Regions from separate parts of the Mus musculus genome. Here region 2 is linked to region 1. A link is a loop called in an ENCODE intact Hi-C map of the cell type or tissue named here. Cell type or tissue: left cerebral cortex. All regions are shown on one strand. Each heading gives the region's core, and the rest is flanking DNA. Links, peaks and the distances in the headings are about the cores only.

Region 1 (11,112 bases), core at 924-8,923:
AGACAGTGTACAGATGTACAAACTGTCTTGAGCAAAAACCATAAAGCTTTTTCTTCTTGGTGGAAAAAAAAAAATGTTCCTAAAAAAGTAGCAGGAAACAGAAAAGATATTTCCAGAAGTTTCTCTGTTGCTGTCTCAAGCCAGGGCCTCCTGAGCAGCTCTGAGCACTGATTTGCTAAGTAGGGTCAGACTACATTGGGTTCAGCAATCCCAATATCATGGGTAGCAGCTATTTTATGGTGCAGAAGAAGTAAGACAGAAAGATGAGAAAAGAACTTCCAGAGGCTGGCCAAGGTTGTTCTGGGGCCATGACTGGGTTCATAGGAGGGGTTTCCTGGGTGTACTCCATGGCTAAAGTAGTAACCCCTTCATGGCAGATACCTATCAAAACTGCAGAGGCTGCCCAGGACCACAGATAGTGCAAAATTCCCATTCATACTCACGTAGGCCATGTTTCTTTTTCCTATACATACCTATGTACAATGAAGTTTAGTTCATCAGTTAGGTTTACTAGGACATTAATAATAACTAATAATAAAATATAATAATTATAAAAACATGCCACACTTACATTGTCAACATAACTGCTTTGGAGGTCACTCTTACATTAAATAAATACATTTGCAATGCTACGCCGGTTGGGCTGAAAGCTGGGGCAGTTAGGAGTGAGCCTGTGTTGGGTACGGTGTGGTGAGGCAGTTTGGGGGGGGAAATCAGCTCCTAATTACATACTTTCTGCTCACTTAGCCAGTCAAGTCTCTACATTTCTGAAACAGGATGGTCCTCCCTGGGGATGCACTGGATGGTCCTCCCTGGGGGTGCACTGGATGGTCCTCCCTGGGGGTGCACTGGATGGTCCTCCCTGGGGATGCACTGGATGGTCCTCCCTGGGGGTGCACTGGATGGTCCTCCCTGGGGATGCACTGGATGGTCCTCCCTGGGGGTGCACTGGATGGTCCTCCCTGGGGGTGCACTGGATGGTCCTCCCTGGGGGTGCACTGGATGGTCCTCCCTGGGGGTGCACTGGATGGTCCTCCCTGGGGGTGCACTGGATGGTCCTCCCTGGGGGTGCACTGGATGTGATTCTGTATGTGGCAAGCCCTTGATAAATACTGGCCTTGCATTGCTGTTGCTCTGTTTTTAATACCAAGACAAAAGACACCAATGACTTCACAGAGATTTATCCATGAGGGTTTTAAATGCCAAATGTGGGGAAGGAAGGAAATTTAGGCAGATTTAGAGGGCAGGCGAGCACCAGGAGTAAGAAATGGTCTTTTACATTTCTAGGCAGGGTCAAAAAAAAATCATCTCAGAGTTTACTATGGCGACTGCTATTTCCACAAGAAATAAGCTTGCTTACCCCTACCTACTGCACTCCAGTCAGAAGCTTCTAGCATCTAGCACCACGCCCTCTGCTCCCTCCGCACAGCCCCTGCGGCAGCTGCCATTGTGTTTCCTCTGCGGGGTACAGGCGCCTTGCACCCACGTGCGTCTCCTTTGTCTCCTCTGGGTGCTATTTCCTGAGCATCGGGACAAGCACAGGCTGCTAGAATTATAAACCCAAGCACACATTCTCCAGTCCCTCTGACAGAGCTTCATTAACAACGGAAACAACACCGGCCTGACACCCTGCAGCTCTCTTAGCTATAACCTACTTCCAAAGGAAATCCATCCGCAGTTGGTGCCAGCGGCTAAGCTCTAAGAGCCAACACATCAGCCCACTATTACTCCCAGAGACCGCGAGGACATGGCTGCATTTCTAAGAGTTATTCTCAGACTGGCCTCATTGTAGAAGATGAAAGAACAGTGAAGGCAAACGAATTTGAGAAAAACAGGGACTTATCTTACACTTAGTCCTGTGTTGAGTCAGAAACTCAGTTGTGCCTAATAGAAAAGAAAAAAAAAATTCTTTCTGTGATGGAAATAGGGAAAGATAGCACACACTTTCTTCTCTTAAAACAAAGGGTTCCATGAAAAAGGACTTTTTCTGAAAAGCCAACTGACTTTCAAACCCCTCAGGCCCAATTCAGATTTAAGGAAACTAGCATCATAGCTGCTCCGGGGACCACAGCAGCAGCAGAACTCTACTGCTGCGGAGTGGAAACAAAGACATTAATGTGCTGACCAGCCTATACCCAGAGGACACCTCAGAAACTGTGCAGATATGGGAATGAAGGGAACTCCATAGGGTGATGTGTCTGTGTCACACAAACACACTCACTTGTGCAATGCATCTGTCGCTCTTACTTGCATGAGAAAATGTGGGTCAAAACTGACTGATAGAGGGTGCGAGAATACATAGGATTTTACAAAGCTCTGAAAAATGGTCAATGGCTTCAAATCTTAGGTCTGTAGAGACTTCTCAGTTTTATACCAGCCACCTTTTCTGTAATGGACACTCGTACACAGAAGGAAGTATCTGCTCTCAAGTGGCCCTGCCTCTTTAGGGGTGTCACCACTGCAGGGCACACACGTGACAAACAGCAGACCTGTCCTTGGAGAGAAGGTGGTAGAATTCTGTGAGATTTTTCTCTGGTGTCGCAGCAACTCCTAGGTAGGGGCTAATGGAGGAGGGTCACATGATTCTGGTCAGTACCTCCTGTGGCTGTCTTTATGCATTACTATGGTGTTGTACATGACACCTAAAATCAATAGTCTCTGAATCCAGAAGAGTTAGGAGGTCTGGCCTTGTTAGAGAAAGTGTGTCACTGGAAGTAGGCTTGGAGGTATCAAAAACCTATGCCAAGCCCATGCTGCCTTCTCTCTCTCTCTCTCTCTCTCTCTCTCTCTCTCTCTCTCTCTGAGATAGGTGGGGTAGGGCAGAGAGAGAGAGAAGAGAAAGCTTGGAGAGGAACCGGGTCTTGTGTTACAGTTCACAGGTTATGCTCCATCACTGAGGGAAGTCAGGACAGAAATCAGGGCAAAAATGCAGAGGCAGGAACTGAAGAAATGCTCCTTTCTGGCCTGCTCCCCATGGCTCTCCTACCCCAGCCTGCTTTCATATACAACCAAGGACTGCTTACCCAGGGATGGTTTCTCCCACATCAATCATTAATCTAGAAAGTACACTATTGATTGGCTTTTGGGCCACCTAGTGGGATTTTTTTCATTGAGATTCCTCTTCCCAGATAACTCCAGCTTATGTAAAACAAACAAACAAACAAACAAACAAACAAGCCAGCACAAAAGTCTAACCATTTCTTTGTATCTTCATTTCTTTTTGAAAACTCTCCAGTCACCCAGACCATATGTGAAGGCATATATTTGTGTTTCTCTTGTTAGCCTTTTAGTAGTAGTTAGTAGTAGTAGTTAGTTAGGTAGTAGTAGTAGTAGTAGTAGTAGTAGTAGTTAGTAGTAGTAGTTTAGTAGTAGTTAGTAGTCTTTTACTACAAAGGCCGCCTTTGTGGATTGAGGGTAGGGGCTGGTAACTTCTCTCTTCTTTACAATTGCGTATATTAACAAAAAGATCGCATGGGATGGACATGGGACTTGAGCTGTTCCATCATCTTTGCTGTTGAGTTAGGGCCCTGAGTCTTTATTTTCTGCAGTCAGGACACTGTTGAAGTTGTTACCCAGATCTGCACTACAAAGAGTTCCCTCCCTAGGCAGAACTTTTCAGATGACCCTGGCGGGGGACTTACTTACAAAGTGGAAAATGCAGCTTTGAGGGGAAACAATGCAAAACAGAAAGCAACTCAGGCTCAGCCTGGGGCAGGCTCGGTGGTTTTCTTGTCATGAATTATTTTGTTTTAATTGAAGAAAAAAAGTCTCAACGACAAAACGAAAATGAGCACTTATAGCTGGGTAGTGACTTAATTTGAATCCCAGCTGCACGGCCAACACCTGCATGAATATAATGCCATGACAACACGACATTCCTTAAACCACTACTTATCCTGAGAAAGTGTGAGCAGAGATCAAAACATCATTGTAGGCAATCTCCAGCTGCTAAAGACCTAAGCTAGCTATTGGCCTAACACTCACGCTGGATTCAGAATGCAGGGAAGTTCTAAGAGGGTGACACAGGCATAGTGAGGGGAAAGAGCCAAATGTGGGGAGAATGGGCAGAGACCATAGTCAACCCCTGCTAGCCAACCATGTTCTCTTCTCTTAATGGCTACTGCCAACTGATATGCTTAACCTTTAAGAAGCTTACCAGAATGTAGAACCTTTCAAGTGGAGAGCAAACAACAATCTATTCTGTGTATTTTCACATTAACTAATGTACAGCACAGGCCTTTTTTCTTCTTTTGCAAATGCATTATATAGTAAACTTGAAATAAATATATTCTTTTAAAAAAAAACACCAAGTTATAATTTATCATTTGTATCCAGGGCCCTATATGGTGGCTCATCTCTTTTAACCCGACACGCAAGAGGCTGAATCAAGCAGGTGAAGAATTTGTGGCCACTAAGGGACCCATAACAAGATATTATCTCAGGAAACCAAAATGATCGAAGCTAAGTAAAAATATTTGCATCATGGTTTGCAATAAAAGGAATCTATGGGTATTACAGGCAACAGCTGACAGATAATCCTTCTAAAATTTTAAATAGATTCAAACCTGAAACTTGGAGAATAGCCATCCAAACATGAAGCCAGATCAAACACAGAACCTTAATTTTCCAATGGCCTTGTTTTAATGCCTTTCAATAAGCTCATTATTTTGTCATTTAAAAAAGGCAGAGTGGGTTGTAATCCATTCCTGGTGTTAAAGAGCTAAAATCCTGATGCTTTTGATGCTTTCACTTCCTGAGTTCAATCTTTTGATTTAATCAACATAATTGCCGGTAACTGTGGTGGTTTGAATATGCTTGGCCCAGATGAAGCAGTACTATTAGAAGGTGTGGCCTTGTTAAAATAGGCATGGCCTTGTTAAGATAGGCGTGGCCTTGTTGGAGGAAGTGTGTCACTGTGTAGGTGGGCTTTGAGGGCTCCTATGATCAAGCTCCACCTAGTGCAGAAAAGAGTCCCCTTCTGGCTGCCTGCAGAAGAAAGCCTCCTTTTGGCTGCCTTCAGAACAAGATGTAGAACTCTCAGCCACTTCTCTAGCACTGTCTACCTGCATCCTGCCATGACAATGGACTGCCATGACTCCGAATCCGTAAGTCAGCCCCAATTAAATGTTTGCCTTCATAAGAATTGCCTTGGTCATGGTGTCTCCTCATAGCAATATAAACCCTTAACTGAGACAGTGATCATGATGTAGTAGACACTGAAGACAGAGCACCGAGCAAGATAGGGCAGCAGTACAAAGCCAGACACTTTGCCATGCTGAGTGACTGACATATGACAGACACTGTGAGAACAATGTTAACAATGAGCAGCCTTTCTTCTCTCACAGGCAGTTGCAAGGCTTTGTGAAGAAATCCACAAAAGCATTCTAAAATGGTGACAACCTACCACACATTCTCACATTCTACTAATTAGCTTACTTCTAATTTGTCAAAGGGCAGAGCATGTCTCATGGGGACTAGAGGGATAGTTCAGCTGTTAAGAGCACTAATTGCTCTTGGAGATTTTCAGGGTTCAGTTCTCAGTACTGTCTTAGTAACTCTGTCTGTAGTTCCAGTTGCAGGGGACCTTGTGCCCTCTGCTGGCATCTGTGGGCACTACATGTATGTGCTGCACATAAATTCATGCAAGCATACATATGTACAGTATATTGTATATTAAAATAATGTAAAGTAAATTATCTCTCTTGAGTTGTAGCCTTGTCTTTGTCTTAGGCAGATTTCTGAAGGATCACAACATTTACAACAGAGCTGGCACTAATTTTAACAGCTTCAGCATCCCACACAGTTAAAATCTTTGGATCTAGCAATTCAATTCTTTCTTAAGTAGAGAATTCTTGGTTCAAATCATCTTCAGAGCCAAATACATAGACAGATGCCATTTGGTTGCTCTGGCAGATAGAAAGGGCTGATTTTCCAGTTGCATACCCTGAGGCTCATGTTTGACCCCTAGGGAGCCTGAGGCATTTTGAAAACCACTCCATTCCTATGGTTGAATTTTTAGGAGGACAGGCCTTTGAGCAACTCAGGCTAGACTTCCATCTTGATTCCACTAGAAGGTCTTCTTCCAACCTCACTTTCTGACTCCATGTACCATTGCACTGGGTATAGTGGGGACTTCATAACTTTACCCAAGGAAAGTTCTTAGCACACAGCCTGGAAGGTACAGAACAGACTTACTAATTAGCATCAATATTTTTCTACCCGATTGGCTTTCATAAACTATTGCATTCCACATGTCCTTGCCCCATTTCAAGCTTTATAACACATTACTCTTTGCTATTGTATGCCAAGTAAATGACACATCACTTATCCTGTAATGGATGAATGACTGTAGGTATGGGTATGGGTGGCTATTTCATTATGTCTGTGTCTTGGTTAGGGTTTCCATTGCTGTGAAGACCATGACCAAGGCAACTCTTACAAAGTATAACCTTTAATTGGCTTCAGAGGCTCAGTTCATTATCATCAAGGCAGGAAACATGGCAGCATACAAGCAGGCATAGCTCTGGAGGAGCTGAGAGTTCTACATCTTGTTCCAAAGGCAAATGGGAGAAGACTGGCTTCCAGGCAGCTAGGAGGAAGGTCTCTCAAAGCCCACTCCCACAGTGACATATTTCCTCCAACAAGGTCACTCCTCCTAATAGTGCCACTCTCAAGACCAAGCATATTCAAACTACCACTGAAACTATATTTAGAGCTATACAGATGACACCACACTCCACCAGCCCATCAGTGGAGTTTAGCACTCCACTAACCTGCTGTCACATGTCCAGGCTTTGATCATACAAAATAACTATGCATAGAGCATGAGACAAAGACCAACTATATAAAGTGTGTGAGGTTATATGTGTTGATTGTTGTCCAGTTAGCACAAAGTAGAATTGTCTGAGTAGGGGGAGTCTTAATTGAAATAATGCCCTATCAGATTGTCCTTTAGTCAAGACTATTGATCATTTTCTTGATTGATGATTAATGTGGGAGGGCCCAGCCAACTGTGGGCGATTCCATCTCTAGATAGGTGGTCCCAGATTGTATAAGAAAGCAGGCTGCGCAAGCCATGAAGAGCAAGCCAGCAAGCAGCATTGTGGTGGTCCCTGCTTCAGTTTACCTCCATGTTCCTGCCCTAACATCTTTCAGGGATGGAGTGTAACCTGCAGCATGAAATAAACACATTGTCACAGCAACAGAGACCCAACTAAGACAATATATAAATATGACAGGCAAAATGCCTAAAAGAAGAAATTGCCCACAACCCCAAGTCATGTGTGTTCCAACTATACCATAAGTAGCAAGAACAAATATATTAACCAGTAGGAAAAGTTGGTAGAATTCCTGAGGAAGGAGGCTTGAAGTGGGAGGGAAAGGGCCTATAATCTCTATATCTGGGATAGGGATGATGGAGAAAGCCTGTGACCTTTACAGAAAGGTTCGTAAGAGACAAGACTGAATTCAGAGAAAGCAACACCAGTTCACTGAAAGTTTCCTGAATGCGATTCTAGTCTACTTTAGAATGAACTGGAACAGGAGGAGTCAGAAGGGAGGACATCAGGACATCTGCTCCGGGGCTCCACCCAGTACCCAGAGCCACACAAAAACTAACTTTATCTTGCTTCCACTTCCTCCTCCTCCCTCTTGATCCCCTTGTGTACTTCAGTATCATCCAATGAAAGGCAAGTGAGGAGACAGCCTGTCATCCCTCAGGCATTGCTACTCTGCCCATACCACATTCACTAAGGCGCCATGACACTAATCTCTGCTTGCAAATGTTTAATTCTATTCACCAACATCTGCTCCTACAACCAGCTATCCAAATAGTGTTATCAGAACCTCTATGACTGTTTCAACTACCACCTTCCACACCCCTTGGGTTCTTCCAACCAACTCTTAGCTCTCTTTTCAAAGACATCTTTTCAAAAATGTTCTTGGGATCATGTCAAACTTTCCCCATAGCCCCAGGATATTCCAAGTCCATATAGCAGCTTGTCACCACCATCACTACTCCCCGTACCTCCCTTCTTTTCTTCTTCCTTCTTATCCATTCTGGGTTCCTCTCAGTTCCTTTACAGTCTGATATTCAAGAATGTGTTTCTCTCATTAAAATCACCTTCCTTTTATCCCACATCCATCCTGACACTATGTCACACCTACACTCACAAACATGGCGAGTCATCCTGCCCCACCTCAGTGGCCTGGTTAACACCTCCTGTTCCTGTAGGTTTTCCAACTTAGAATCAGCTTCCTGTGAGAAGCCTTTCCTACATTCACACCTTAGAGCCACAGTGCATGGTCTCCCAACCTCCTGTAATTCTTTCCTCATGGCCTAGATCACTGCTATTTTTCAATGTCTGCATCTCACACTAGAGCTGATAGTTGGTCCACCGGGCAATGACCATGACTACTTTGTATGAAATGTGCAGCAGTTGGGATTGGCCAGAGTAGATGCTCAACAAATACCTGTAAAAATGAACCAACAGCGGAATTAAGATCACTTAAGTGCCCCCTGTAGGTCAGAGAATAAAAGAAGGACTGGAAGATGAGGGACCCTGAGGGGTTTTTCAGTCCCAAATCCTTCTCCTTACAGCTTCCCCTTCCTGCCTGGTGTCAAGGCGAGGTCAAGTTCTGTTCTCCAGCATTCTTGAGTAAAAATATTCTCAGAATGTACTCATAGTCACCTGACCCTCTGGAACGACTCAGGTAGAGTTCAAGAGCATGTCATGATCTGCCCATGCTTGCCAGCCAATAGATTTAAAAGTCAATATGCTAAGCCAATAAGTTTGAAATGTAACCTTGCTGATGGAAACCTTGCCCCTAAAACGTATTAAAACTCCTTGTAATAACCATTCAGGGTCGCCTTCTCATCACTCACCTCAAGGGACTGATTGAGGGTTGACCAGAAAATAAACCTCTTGCTTTTGCATCGATTTGCATTTAGGTGTCTCACTTGGGGGCATTTCGAAGTAAGTACCACTGACCCAGAGTTGGGGTCCTACAGAGACATTTGAGAAACCACAGTTGGCACTGATAAATGTAAAAAGGAACCAGAAAGCAGGAGTGCGTCTGCCAAAGGCACAGGCAGATAGTTGTACCAGAAACATATTTTAAAAATTTTAAGTATAAATGGACAGAGACATACAGGGGTCATCCCCCAGAGTGCTCCCTAAACCAACGATGATGATGAGTCCTGCATAACCAAAAAGTTAACCAAAGCCAGAAACCTTGCTCACTCCTTGAAGCATACCCAACTATGGTATGGTTTTTTAAATTATGACTTGTACTGAATCATATTTTAATTTCAAACATTTTTCCCTTAAGATAAGTATGAGAAAAAAATGACTGGAAGAATAAATCACACTTTATGAAATAAGTAGTAGGTACTGTAATATCACAGCCTTGGACACAGTGGATAACTGCTAGACATTTTCCAGAGTGAAAGCAACTTGCTTCAGACCTCTGCTGCCTACCACTCCCCTCCACCCATAGACACCTTGAAGAAAGGGCCCACATCACCACACAGGACCAAGCTTAGAACAGAACATGCAGCAAGTGGTGGCTAGAGATTGATTGACCATCTTATAGATACAGAAGCATGTACTAGCTGAAGGTCAGATCTTGGTTCTGAGTCTGTTCTTCAGTTGTTCGACAGAACTCAAAGTCTTTGTCTGTGTGCAAGGTGGCCATGAAGACTGGGGGAAACAACACACAGAGTCATTTTTCAATGGGTAAAGAACACAACTGCATACTGCCCCTCATTCTTATGTGGGGCTGTGATAGGCAGCCTATTTTGGTTGAATGAGGCTTGCTCTGGAGACCCAGTAGAAAACTCTACAAGGGACAGAAAAGTGAGCCACGTTCCCAGAGTCAGGTGCCTGACACCACAGAGCCCCCCAACTCCATATTTCTGTGACTATCAGTCACTCAGACAATGTCCCAAGCATTTGACATCCTGGGTAGACACCCCCACAATTACCTGACTATAGCCAGGCATACTCCTCCGACAGTAACCTGATAGCCCAGCCCACTATAAAAAGGGGCTGCTTGGCCCCTCCTCACTCTCTAAGCTCTCACTTTTTTTAAACTCTCATCTCTAGCCCTCCTTCTCTCTCTCCCTTCACCCCCTCCATGTAATCATGGCCAGCCTCTCTCCCTCTTTCTACCTTCTCTCTTTCTCCCTGCCTTTCTGCAATAAAGCTCTAAAACCATAGACTGTCTCTGCTTGAACAATGGGATAGGCTTTCCCCTATTGAGCCATGTCTAACTTCCCGAGGGAAGACCTTCCTGAGCTCCAGCCATGAACTGGATCAAGGACTCTCATCTGCTTGGGAACCAGCCAGTGCCTCCCTCTCCCCCTGCCCTCTCCTCCCTTTGGCCCCCGGGCTGACCAAGCCGCCCCCAGGGGACCCCATTCTGTTCTCAGCGGTGTCTGGGATGCCTGAGGCTGAGAACATGGTACCTAGGGACTGCCCCTTGTTCACTACCCGCTGAGCTGGGGCCAGTGGATTCACACAGCCAGACACCCACCCAGAGCCACGTGGAAAGTGTGCAGCAGTCCTTCCACGTACACCGGCCCAGAGCACCAGAACTCTGGCAGGTGTTGTTTTTTCCCACTCTCCTTTTATTCCTCCAAGCTCCCTACCCTGAATTTTTATGCACTGGAATTTCAGCACTGGATGTAAAGGGAGGAAGTCAGGATGCTTAGTGCATATTCAGCATGAATCTGAGTAGAGGACTCTGCCAGATGCTGTGTGTGTGTGTGTGTGTGTGTGTGTGTGTGTGTGTTTCCAGTACTCATGATAACCCTAATGAATAACTGAGCTTGGAATTGTTAGACACTTCAAAAAAGTCATAGAATGTCAAGGGGACAAGCTGCACTAGAGTAAATGACATCAGGTTGATTGTCATCACAGGATACTTTTAAACTCACCTTGTTACAACTGCTTGTTTTTGTTTAACTAAGATTTAACGATTGCTTAGTATGTTAGGCATAACTCTGAGATTTTGAATCATGGTAACAAAGATATGAGCTCTGACATACAGCACATAGCTCAATGGCAGATAGAGATTTAAATAACTACATCCTACAGTATACCGTACGTC
Region 2 (11,112 bases), core at 1,787-9,786, 50 kb before region 1:
TAGATTTAAAAATAACTGTTTTACATTTAAGCAAAGCTGACTTACACTTTTGAAAATAGAGGAGAAGAATTAGTATGTTAATGTTTTAACAGCGGGTTATAATCATAGACACACTAGGTTTGACACAAAAGGAGTTTTGCATATGAAGACATCCCAAACAACAAGATGCAGGATGACCAGCACAGGGAGCCCAATGTACAGGCTCTCTTTAGAAGAGTTTCAATTCTCAAACTGAGTTTATTTTTTTTTGAAAAAAACGGCACGAGTCCCATTTTTTTTTTTTTTAGGTCAAAAACTTTAGACACTTGAAAAAAATAATAAGTATACTGTTGCTGTTGTAGGGAAACATTGTACAATTAATAATAATGTCAAGTTGTTCGTGTTTCCATGTAGCTGAAACTAGTTTTACAAAAGATAATCTGGAAAAAAAGAAAAATCCGCATGACGACAACAACAGCAAAAACAAAAACCCAGAGAATTTTCTTACTGTTTAATGTTAGTCTTTGTGAGATGTCTCCTACAGAAGTCCCTCAATTCCCTTCCAGACATAGTCACTCAAAAAAAAAAAAAAAATCCTCAAGAGTTTTTGTATTATTTTGCAATGAAAAAGCTAGTCAGCTGTCTGACTATTTTTAACTTTTAAATTAAAAAGGTAGAAGATTTTTACCTTTTAGAAAAACCGTGTCTGTTACTTTATTAAATTTCCCTTATACTAAGTACAGAAAAATTGTATTTATATATCTATCTACTTACTGATTAAAAAGAAGACTCATTTACAGAAATGGTGACTCTGTAATGCTGGATCATTAGGGTGGTTCTTGTAGTTAATATTGGAGTCATATATGAAATTTATCTGGAACAAGACTTTAGTCATAAAATCCTCAGCGACTAACAAATATTGTATTCAAACTCTCCTCGGTTACATCAAATGGAGGAGATACTTTAAAAAAAATTTTTTTTCTTTCAAAGAATACCGCGAGTAGAAAATGTCGGCACCCTTGCTTTTGTATAACTTAATTACTTATGCAAAACTCTTTTGTGTATTTTGCTGTTAGATGCTTGCTTAGGAAATGGGAAACCTTGATCCCATCACAAACCATACACATCGCTCCATTGTGTCTTTTACACTGAGTCTCCTACTGAGTCCAAATCATCCGACGAGAGGGGGCGGTACAGGTCCTGTAAGATGAAGGGCAGGACAGATTCGTTTACTTTCCTTTCTTGGGGTCCCTGCTCCTCTCTGCGGAGCAACTTGGAAAGGGATGGGTCCTTGGCTCCTAACATCACTACAACTACTCAAGGCACCAACTTTGCATAAGAGAAAAGATAACAACAGGCAAAGCAATGATTTCATTTCATCGGCAAGAAAACGCTTCTTGGGCTATGACGGGCTCCTGCCTCCCTTCGAGTCCAGGTGAGTTATGGCCCCTGTTGCCTGCCAAGACCACCTCTGCTATTCAGTCTAGGCAACTCTTCCATGGACATTTTCTTCCCATTCTGGGGAGAAGAATGTGCTTACCTCACAAACATAATTTGTCAGATGCAGCAGCTGGCACTCAGGATACTCGTGACAGTAACTCCAGCGTGCAGCTGCACACAGTGTAAACCCAGCACACACTGCCCTTTCCGTTTTATGCTTGGGTGACTGGAAGAATTCTGAGTTACGCACGCCCACATCCAATCCCAAATCTCCGTCTAGTTCCTCACCTCTTACCCATCTCTTCCCTTCTTTCTGCCACTCTGTCTGCTACTATCTCTCAGTGCTGGTAGCCAAGCAGCCTGCTCACTTCCACCCAGTGTCTACAGCTGGCTTATTTTCAGTTTTGTGCCGCCCACTCCCACGTCATCTGAGGGCTCAGTTATTCTACAAAAGTCAGTGGCGTGGGAGTGTAATGGGGGGCTTCATTCAACCTACTCAGTACAACACATTTTTTTCTTAATGTTTTAAGATATGGAACCTCCCCCAAAAGCGGTTTATGGATAGGAAGAGGGCCTAAAAATTTGACTTCTGAGGCCAGGAAGATGCTTCTAGAAGCCACTTAAGTAATTGTCCTTTGTATAAATAGGGAAGCTACTTGGTTCACTGTCTCCAGTGTGTTTAATGAAGAAATGAATCCGACATGCAGACTTGTCTCTCAGATGACTATTCTAAAATGTCAAAGGACGTAATTTAGAAACTTGACCTTAAAGGGAGACAAACAGCTTATTAAATCATAGTTAACATAAGTAAAATGCAGATTTTTTTTACTTCTAAAAAATCAGTTATATATCTTAATACTCCTTTTAAAAATTAGCTTCTCCTCCTATATTTTAAGGGGAACATGTATGTGTGTGTTTGCCAACTCATTTTCTGGGTATGTTACTAGGCAACACAGAAAGAAAAAATAGAAGTGGCTACTGTTTTCTAATTTGCAATAAAAGGAATTAATTCATTCTTTGAAGTGTCTTCTTTTAGCACACACCATCTTTCCCTTATTTCAATATTTCCTGCATAGAAGTATAGCCAACCGTTTGGAAAGAATATTAACCAAATTTAAAACAGGAACAATTTTTAGGGATATTCTGGTCCCATTATAACAGGGAGAGGTTATTTGATGCAGTTGTCTACACAAAAGGATGAAAGTTTCTCTCGGTAGAGCAGCTGGAAATGCCTCCATGGTACATAGATGGAGGGTGTTCATAAATTCAAAGGCTTGAGAAAAGACCCATCTTTGAATATGTGTAGCCAAACTCAAAAGCCTAGAGACTAACCCGTCTTTGAAAGCATTCGGTATCCTGCTTACAACATGTGTTTAATAAATGTTTTCAGATGGTGCTAAACTTTTTGTCCCTCTAAAAGTAGATGAGAAAAATTTTGGTTCCCTCAATGATAGTGCTATACTGGTGGCTTAAATGGCAAGATGAAAAACCTGTCAGCGAGCCATACCTGTTACTAATTTCCAAAGGGCTAAAAAGTGTTAATTATGTAAGTCAATGACTACAATACTGGATGAAAATTTTCTGCCTCAGTTGAACGAAAAATCCCATGGAAGCTGAGAAGAAAGGGATGCAAATTCTAGCTTTGCTCTGTTAATAAATGATAACTGAGAAAAATTGTACACTCCAAAGATGGAGGGGTCCCTATTAGAAACACCTAGGGAGAGAACCTGGCCTGTATTCTCAGTCATTCTAAATTTAGTCTCAACCTGAGATATTGCAAAGTCTGAGACTGAGTTCAGTGGATCAGAAGGTAATTTTGTTCCTGCACTAGCTCTGAAGCACATATACACTTCTAGAGAAAGGATGCTCCGGAGAGGAGACATCCTCTCTGCTGGATATCTGGCTGATCTACAGAGGGGAGCCTTTGCTGGCTAGTATTTGTGAGTACAGGATGGCCACACCAGCTCTTCCCTCACCTGAGGATAATCCTGTAAGAGAGTGAATGAATGTGGCCAATTCTGTAGCTCATTAATGATTCCTAAAATCACTGAAGACCGACCACAGACTTCTCTAATAAAAACGATCCCACCATTGAACAGAAAACCAGATACAAAATCACAGGCTTTAACAGACAAAACAAGCTCAACTCAATGCTAGACGGATCAGCAGAGAAAGAAATCTGGGGCAAGAGGTTCAAAGTAACTGCAGACTGATTTCTTTTTGGCCACCCACTTATAAAAAACGATTGATGGTGTTAGCAGCCTGAAGATCCAGTTTGAAAGAGGAAGCTTGACCTAGAGGGACTTCATATTTGATGAGCTTAAATTCATCAATTTTTAGAAGTGTCATTTAAATGCACAATAAAAGAAATTAAATGTAGACATCCTGATATTTACATGCAGTAGCCTCTGAGGAGTCCCTGTTGATTAAATTATTCAGTGGGCACCGTCAGATAAGTCACTTAAGTAAGCATAATCCTCTCTTCTCATCTTTGTTTTCCAGCATGACCTTTTCTTTTTCCCATCCCCAGTTCTCCCCTTCTGGCCTTGGTATAACTGGAGTGGATGAGCAGTAAAAGCAGTGAGGGGATTTAAGAAGTTTTTTCATTCCAGATGAAGAGCTAACAGTCACCCCCCCCCCGCCCTTGCTTAGCTTTGGAGAAGCTGACATAGCTTCCAGTAACTTTTACACATCTGTCTCTAAGCTCAGTGTATTTCTCTGCTGTTATACAAGAGGCTCAAAATAAATGTAAGAGAATGTGCTCAGTGTGGGTCCATTGACAAAACTGGCATCCTATGTTCCCATGGCCTGCCTCATGGGCTCCACAGATGCTCTGGACCACCCTGCTTACCACTGAGCAATCTCCACCAGGATGCTACCTCCACTGGCTTTTCCTGCTCCTTAAGAGACTATCCATGGCTGTTTCTAATAAAACCAATTATGACTAAGGACACTTGCATACATAATGAAGTATGTGTACTATGAACAAACAAGAGGGTATTTAAAACTAAAGCAGCAATTGCATATTCTATTCAGAATTAAGACTGGCCATATTTGTGGAAATTGAAAGACCTGGGTCGTAGCTGGACCATAGCAATGGTGGGTGATCCACAGCAGGTTACCCTTGCCCTGGCTTGGTCATTCCCCAAGAAAAGCAGCACTTTTTGCTGACACCCATGCCACTTTGCAACAAAACCTAGACAGATTTGTCAATAGATGACTTGCTTTTGTCCTTACCCTCTGCTTCCGCAGGCTTCCTGGGCTGGTGGGTGATGGACTTGGTGACTTGCCCGAGCGTGGAGTAGAGAGCTGACTACCAGGGGTTCCATTAACTAGAAATAAGAGGAATCACACAGAGAGAAAAACAGCACATTAAAGAATTTTCATAGCAATTCATCTTCCCAAGGAAATAGACAGTCAGAGGAGGCACATCAGCTAAAAATTAGACCCATAATGTGACTCAGGAAGAAAAGCCTTAGGGAATAGCCATCTTCAGACACTCACTGTTCTGTCAATCTTGTGTTTAATACAACATCAGGTTATATAATTTTTAAAAATGTACTTTGCACAAGTTATTTATTTATTTATTTATTTATTTATTTATTTATTTATTTATTTTGGAGGCTTTATTTAAGCCAAGAGAGATTTTCATGAGTATGTTCAAGGCTTTGAGACACATGCATGTGTGTGTGTGTCTTTAGTTACCCAGTGGGAGAAAATGTTGAAATCACTCACAGGTGGCATTCCCAGAGACTTAAAAAAAAATGGACCATTGTGTTTTTATAATTTAATAACTCACTTCTAGACATTTCTACATTCATTTATGTCCTGTCTATCCCCCCAGCCTGATTCTGATGTGTCTGCCTCAAACAGGACAAAATAATTGCCTGCAGATGCTGAGAAACCCCACACAGTTTGTCTTTGTTGCAATTTCAACTGATAAAAAAAAGCTGCCAACAGGTCTCAAACTCTGGAATTCTACCCAACACTCAAGTTGTGGGAAACATTGTCAGCAAGCTGAGATGAAACCAAGGAGCCAGGCTATCCTTTTCTCTAGCTAGCGCCACCTTTGGGAACACATACCCCCCCCCCCCCCCCGAAGACACGACTGTATAAAGATATCAAAGGCTGCCTGCTACTCTAACTTGGAAACCTTGCAGATATGCACAGGGAGAGAAGAATCAGACAGGAGACACATACATTCTGGGAGGTGCCCTGAGGGGAAAGAGACGGCAGTGCATTCCACTTACCTTCTATGAGCTCTAACATGGACACAGTCTTAGTGTTTGACCTGAAAATAGCCAAGAGCCAGAGCCTCTTCTCAGCACCAAGCCCAGCACCCAGCCCAGCACCCGCAGACTGGGAAGCAGTTGGATTAGCTAGGGAAGGCTAAGGCTGCTCGGGGAGCGGGCTGAATGAGATGCAGGATTCATCAGCAGATGCCTTTTCCTGCGTAAGGCTGACGTCTTCCCAGCGGCAGTGGGAGGTGCGGGTTCTGTCTTAGGCTACATCAAAGGTGTCAATTAAGCCTCTTGCCAACGCGTTGCCACCGCAACCCCCACCAGACACACACTCACTCCTCACTCCGGAAGCCCCAGCCGGCTCAATCCCTTTGCACTGAATCATAATGAAGCGCCTCTGGGGGCTGGCAACTCAGTGACTCACACAAGAATCAAAATGACAATAACTCTCCCAAAACCTGGCAAGTTGCAGGTGATAGGGACACACAAAAGTCTCTGTGTTTGTTGATTTTATTTTTCATACACCGAGTTCTCATAAAAAAACGTAAGGAGCCAGCGGGGGGGGGGGGGGGGGGGAGAGACTCCTTGACACCTTTTGTCACTACTCCAAAGATCTTTAAAATGCCACATACTGTACTAATTGGTAGTTTTTCCTTTGAAGTATATTGATAACTATTTCTTTAAAAACTTGGGAGGGGGTTTATTTACTGATGTTTTGCGTGGCACAACAGCAAGCTGTGAGCGTTTTAATTTGCTTGCATGCTACTGGGCTGTCTTTATTTGATGGGTCTCATTGTTCATGGCTTACTGCACTGGACTTCCCAGCCAGTGGTCTCTAAGGGAAGGGCTAGACTAGGAAACAGAAGATTTCAGCATTGTTGTAGATGCAGAATCCATACCTACCAAGAGAAGAGTTGCTGCACCTAGTGGTTGGCTAAAGGGCACCTTTTATTAAATTATCATCAAAGCGCCCACTAATTCATTGCTTCTAAATGACCTTAGATTCTGTGTGCACAATGAAGAATGCAGGTGTGTGTGTGTGTGTGTGTGTGTGTGTGTGTGTGGGTGTATGTCTCAGATGCCAGGCACCAAGTAAATATTTTCACCTGTGAAGCTGGAAAGATATTAGACACATCTTAAAGCAAGACTAACTGAGACATAAAGTGCTTCTCATTTTCACTGAGTAAATATTTCACTATGTCCCTGATATGACCAGATACTATGTTTAAAGGAAGAAAGAAGGGAGTAGACCACGAAAGGGGGTGGGGAGTGGATCCAAGAGGGAGAAAGTTTACAGTGCAGAAGGATTTGAGAGAGCTTACAGGGAGGGATAAACATCACTAAGGACGTGTGAAATAAATCATATGGAAACCTGTTTTATAGGTTAATTAAAATATAATTTTTAACGAGCTAAGATAAAAAGGTCATGGGAGGGGAGAGTGCTCCTTCCGGAAGCTACAAAAGTACTGCTGATAGAGTCTTCCCCAGGAGCTGTTGGTCAAGGGAGTGCCACTGATGCCCGAAAGAATTCAGCTTACTGCCATCGACCTGGCTGTCCACCAGAACTGATGGTCAACCCTGTTGCCGATGCCACATACTATGGGCACTGAATGAAGGTAAATCAAGCTGGAGGAGATCTAAAAGCTTCTTTCCAGCAGGCTGTGGTGGTTTGAGTGTGAGTGGTTCCCGTAGGCTTACACAGTTGAACTTTTGGTTCCAGGTTGGTGAACTATTAAGGAAGGATTAGGAGGCATGGCTTTGTTAGATGAGATATGTCACTGAGTATGGGCTGTGAGGTTTCAGAAGCCTGCCCCAGGCCCAAACTCCACACCCCTGTCTCTATTTTTCTAAAGTAGTTGTGCTTTCAGCTACTGTTTCAGTGCCATGCCTGCCTGTCTACCACCATGCCTCTTGCCATGATGATCATGGACTAACCCTCTAAAACTATGAGCAAGTCCCCAATTAAGTGCTATCTCTATATGCCGCACTGGCCATAGCACCTTTTCACAGCAATAGGAAAGTAACTATGACACTGGCTTTCAAGGTGCTGGAAGGTGCTATGCAGGATGCTGGAGAAGAAAAGTCATCACCTAGCTGTGAACCTTTTGAGCTACAGTAAGATCAGTCCTGGCAAGATGTGCCTACTGTGTAATAGTGGCATGAATGTATGGTTGATAACCAACTACTATTTTAATGGGATAGAGGCCTTATCTCAGGAAGGAATTCATGCCTGTACCATTAACCTGGTCAAGAGCTAATGGCCAAGAAACTGTAGGCCATGCAGGGAACCCACTACTATAATTTTACTACATGGACACATGGCCAAACCGTATTCTAAGTAGACATGTTTATATCCATAGACTGGCAATGCTATGAATCTTACTTAGAGAAACTTCTTATTTCCGCTGGTAGTGCTTAGTGCAGAGACTCATAACTGGTTTAAAATGCCAAGCCTCAGGAACATTCTGGAAGAAGAGACACATGGAGAATGGGAAGGAGAGCCAAGAAGGACATCTTTGGGGCATGACATGGCCGTTGTACCCATGAACTCCCCGAATCTGTTGTTATACAGACAAAACCTACACAAGATTACACCCATCAACATTTCATCCTGCAAGAGGTCCCAGCCTTCCTGAAGTTCTACTGACAACTAACCGACTAACGGTTGCTAGGGAAAGGGGTGTCACTTTCTCCAGTCACATAGCCTTGATACATTTTCCATGCTTCTGTAAACAGCCTCTCACCTCCACTCATGCAAGCACCTCTAGTTAATGTAATGGGTCGTGCAGACATAGAAAGATAGGAAAGTAGGTGGGAAGCACTAGGGAGAGTAAGGATTTTAGCAGAGAGGGAGGGGGACGACAGAGACTAATGGGGTAAAAATGACTAAAGTTTATCATATACATACATAAAACTGTTAAAGACTAAAATAAATAGACAAATAAATAAAGATTTTGGAGGGTCAGGTATGGTGGTAGAAGTCTATCAACTTTTGCAGTTATGAAATGGATGTAGAGGGATAGTATTTGATTCGGCCCAGGATACACAATCATATCAAGGGACTCTGGGTCATATAAGAAGACCCAGGAGAGGCAAAAGGGTGTGTGGGTAATCAGGTAGAATCACTCCATGCTAGAGTTTGCATATCACTAGGAATTAAAATGAGCATTAGGGAGGGAAAAAACCCACAACTTCTGCTGAAGTAGGGGCTCTCCTAAGTGAAAAAAAATGGCCAAGAAATGTCTTCAGGAAACGATTAAGGGTATTTGTGTCTCTCTGGAAGAAACAGGGCACAGAGGGATGGACAGACTTGCCTGTGACAATTTTAAAATACAAAGGTGTCTTGAGGTAACATCAGTGGTTAGACGTTTTCCATCTTACCCCAGACAGTTCTTTGTAACAGAATCAAAATGCACATGGACTTTTGATCTGTCTTTTCCTTTTCTGGAAGCACAGACCTAAATTCTGCTGTAAAAGGTAGACACAAAAAGAGGAAGGAAGGAGAACCACTGTGGGGCTTCTAGGATGTAAAAGATGTTAAGAGAAGCTACACACCAAACCTACTTCATACTTACTACCACCTCAGCTGGAAGTCCCCACCCCTTGCTTGCTAGAGTAACTAAGCTTCCTCAGGAGCAAATGACTGCATGGTTTCTCAAGGCTTTCTGCACATTTGAAGATGTTTGTGCTATAAAAGGCAAAGAGCCCAGAGCTCCATTTGGCCTTCAGGACTTTTGTTAAAAAAAAAAAAAAGAAAAAGAAAGGAAGGAAGGAAGGGAGGAAGGGAGAAAGGAAGGAAGGAAGGAAGGAAGGAAGGAAGGAAGGAAGGAAGGAAGGAAGGAAGGAAGGAAGGAAGGAAGAGATTTTACAAAGAATTTGCATTTGTAAATTGTGTCTTACCTTCAAACAAAAAGTCAATTAGGAAGTTTTATCAACATCCTACCAGAATACAAAGAAATATATTAAAAAAAAACCCTAGGAAAATGTTTAGGAATGAGAATATAATTCATAGAATATAATTTCATGAATTGTAATGAACAAATTCAAATTATTACTATTACTTTGGTTTTTGGAGACAAGGTCTTGCTAAGTATCTCAGGCTAGACTGGAATGTGATCTTTGTCTTTTCAGCCTGTTGAGGGCTGACTATAGCATGAGCCCCCATGCCTAGATTTTACAACAGAATTTTTACAAGTAAAAATAAAATGTCCAAGTGGATTTCTTCAGTGGTCATTGTTTCCTTTCTCTTTGAACTGCGTGTATAAGTTCCAAGCTGTTTGCTATGACTGGAAGTTCTGATTTGTCCTTTACCTTTTATGTATTTCTTAATTTAATTAATTTTAAATTATTTTTTAAATTTAATTAAGTGTTACATGGTCACTTTTTGGAATGAAATCCACTTGCCATTTCCCTGTCATTGTCTAACATGCAAGGCTTGTTTATCTTTGGCATTGAAATGTACAGGTCCAGGAAAGAAAGTGGAGGCACATGCATGGGTACCTGCAGGTCCCGGGGTGGGGCTCTGGACCATGCCTTAGACTACCCTTGATTTCCTAGACACAGAGGAGACTGTTAATGGCCCAGAATGTCTTTCAGAGCCCTGTGTCCTTGGCTTGCCACATATCAGGATGATGTAGGTAGAAGGAGAATGAGAAAGCATATAGACTCGGCAAAACCAAACCAACACAAACAAACAAAATACCCACAAGAACACAAGATGGTAGCATAGTAGGTGAAGGGAACAGTTCTTTTTCCTAAGTTTTTTCTTTTTCTTCTTCATTCGATATTTTCTTTATTTACATTTCAAATGTTATCCCTTTTCTTGGTTTCCTCTCTGAAAACCCCCTATCCCATCCCACATCTCCCTGCTTCTATGAGGATATTGCTTCACCCATCCACCCACTCCAGCTTCCCTGTCCTGGCATTCCCCTACACTGGGGCATTGAGCCTTCACAAGACCAAGGGCCTATCCTCCCACGGATGAGACCATCAGTGACCATCCTCTGCTTCATATGCAGCTGGAGCCATGGGTCCCTCCATGTGTGCTCTTTGGTTGGTGGCTTAGTCCCTGGGAGCTCTGGGGGCATCTGGTGGGTTGATATTGTTGTTCCTCCTATGTGGCTACAAACCCCGTCAGCTCCTTCTGTCTTTTCTCTAACTCCTCCGTTGGGGACCCTGTGCTCAGTCCCATGGTTGGCTGCGAGCATCCACCTTTGTATTTGTCAGATTCCAGCAGAGCCAGGTGAGACAGAGCTTTGATGACTCTGAATAGCCCATATGCTGGGTGGGAGCGATGGAGAGGAGTGGCCACCAGCAACAGCAGCGGTAAATGATAGAAAGACACATTTCCTGGTATTTTCCAGTTCATTCACGCAGTCAGCAACCACCCAGAAGGAACCATGATCCAAATAGGTTAAATGACAGAAGTTTTGAGTTTCTAACAGTTGGTTCA

What was found. A loop is a pair of places that touch in the nucleus more often than their neighbours do. Peaks named below come from ENCODE experiments on the same cell type or tissue, not always from the same donor. Only the 100,000 strongest peaks of a DNase experiment are listed, where the experiment ranks them.
Region 2: it touches region 1 in a loop (2.6-fold over the local background); 9 of 42 quality-filtered maps call a loop at or near these places.

The regions. Positions count from the first base shown.
Region 1 is chr3:55,406,195-55,417,306 of GRCm38, reverse strand. The region is part of intron 4 of Dclk1 (doublecortin-like kinase 1); the gene reads right to left. Among named protein-coding and RNA genes, the nearest start is that of Gm9831, 8.5 kb to the right of the region's middle. In left cerebral cortex, for the core only: a CTCF peak has its summit at 5,592 (motif pointing left); DNase peaks (open chromatin) are centred at 1,551 and 5,622; H3K27ac peaks cover 1,873 bases.
Region 2 is chr3:55,456,640-55,467,751 of GRCm38, reverse strand. It overlaps Dclk1 (doublecortin-like kinase 1), which reads right to left. Exons shown (of 17, transcript NM_001195538.2): 6 at 4,657-4,751. Among named protein-coding and RNA genes, the nearest start is that of Gm31443, 21 kb to the left of the region's middle. In left cerebral cortex, for the core only: no CTCF peak of the experiment used is centred there; DNase peaks (open chromatin) are centred at 4,145, 4,692 and 5,918; H3K4me3 peaks cover 4,319 bases; H3K27ac peaks cover 5,021 bases.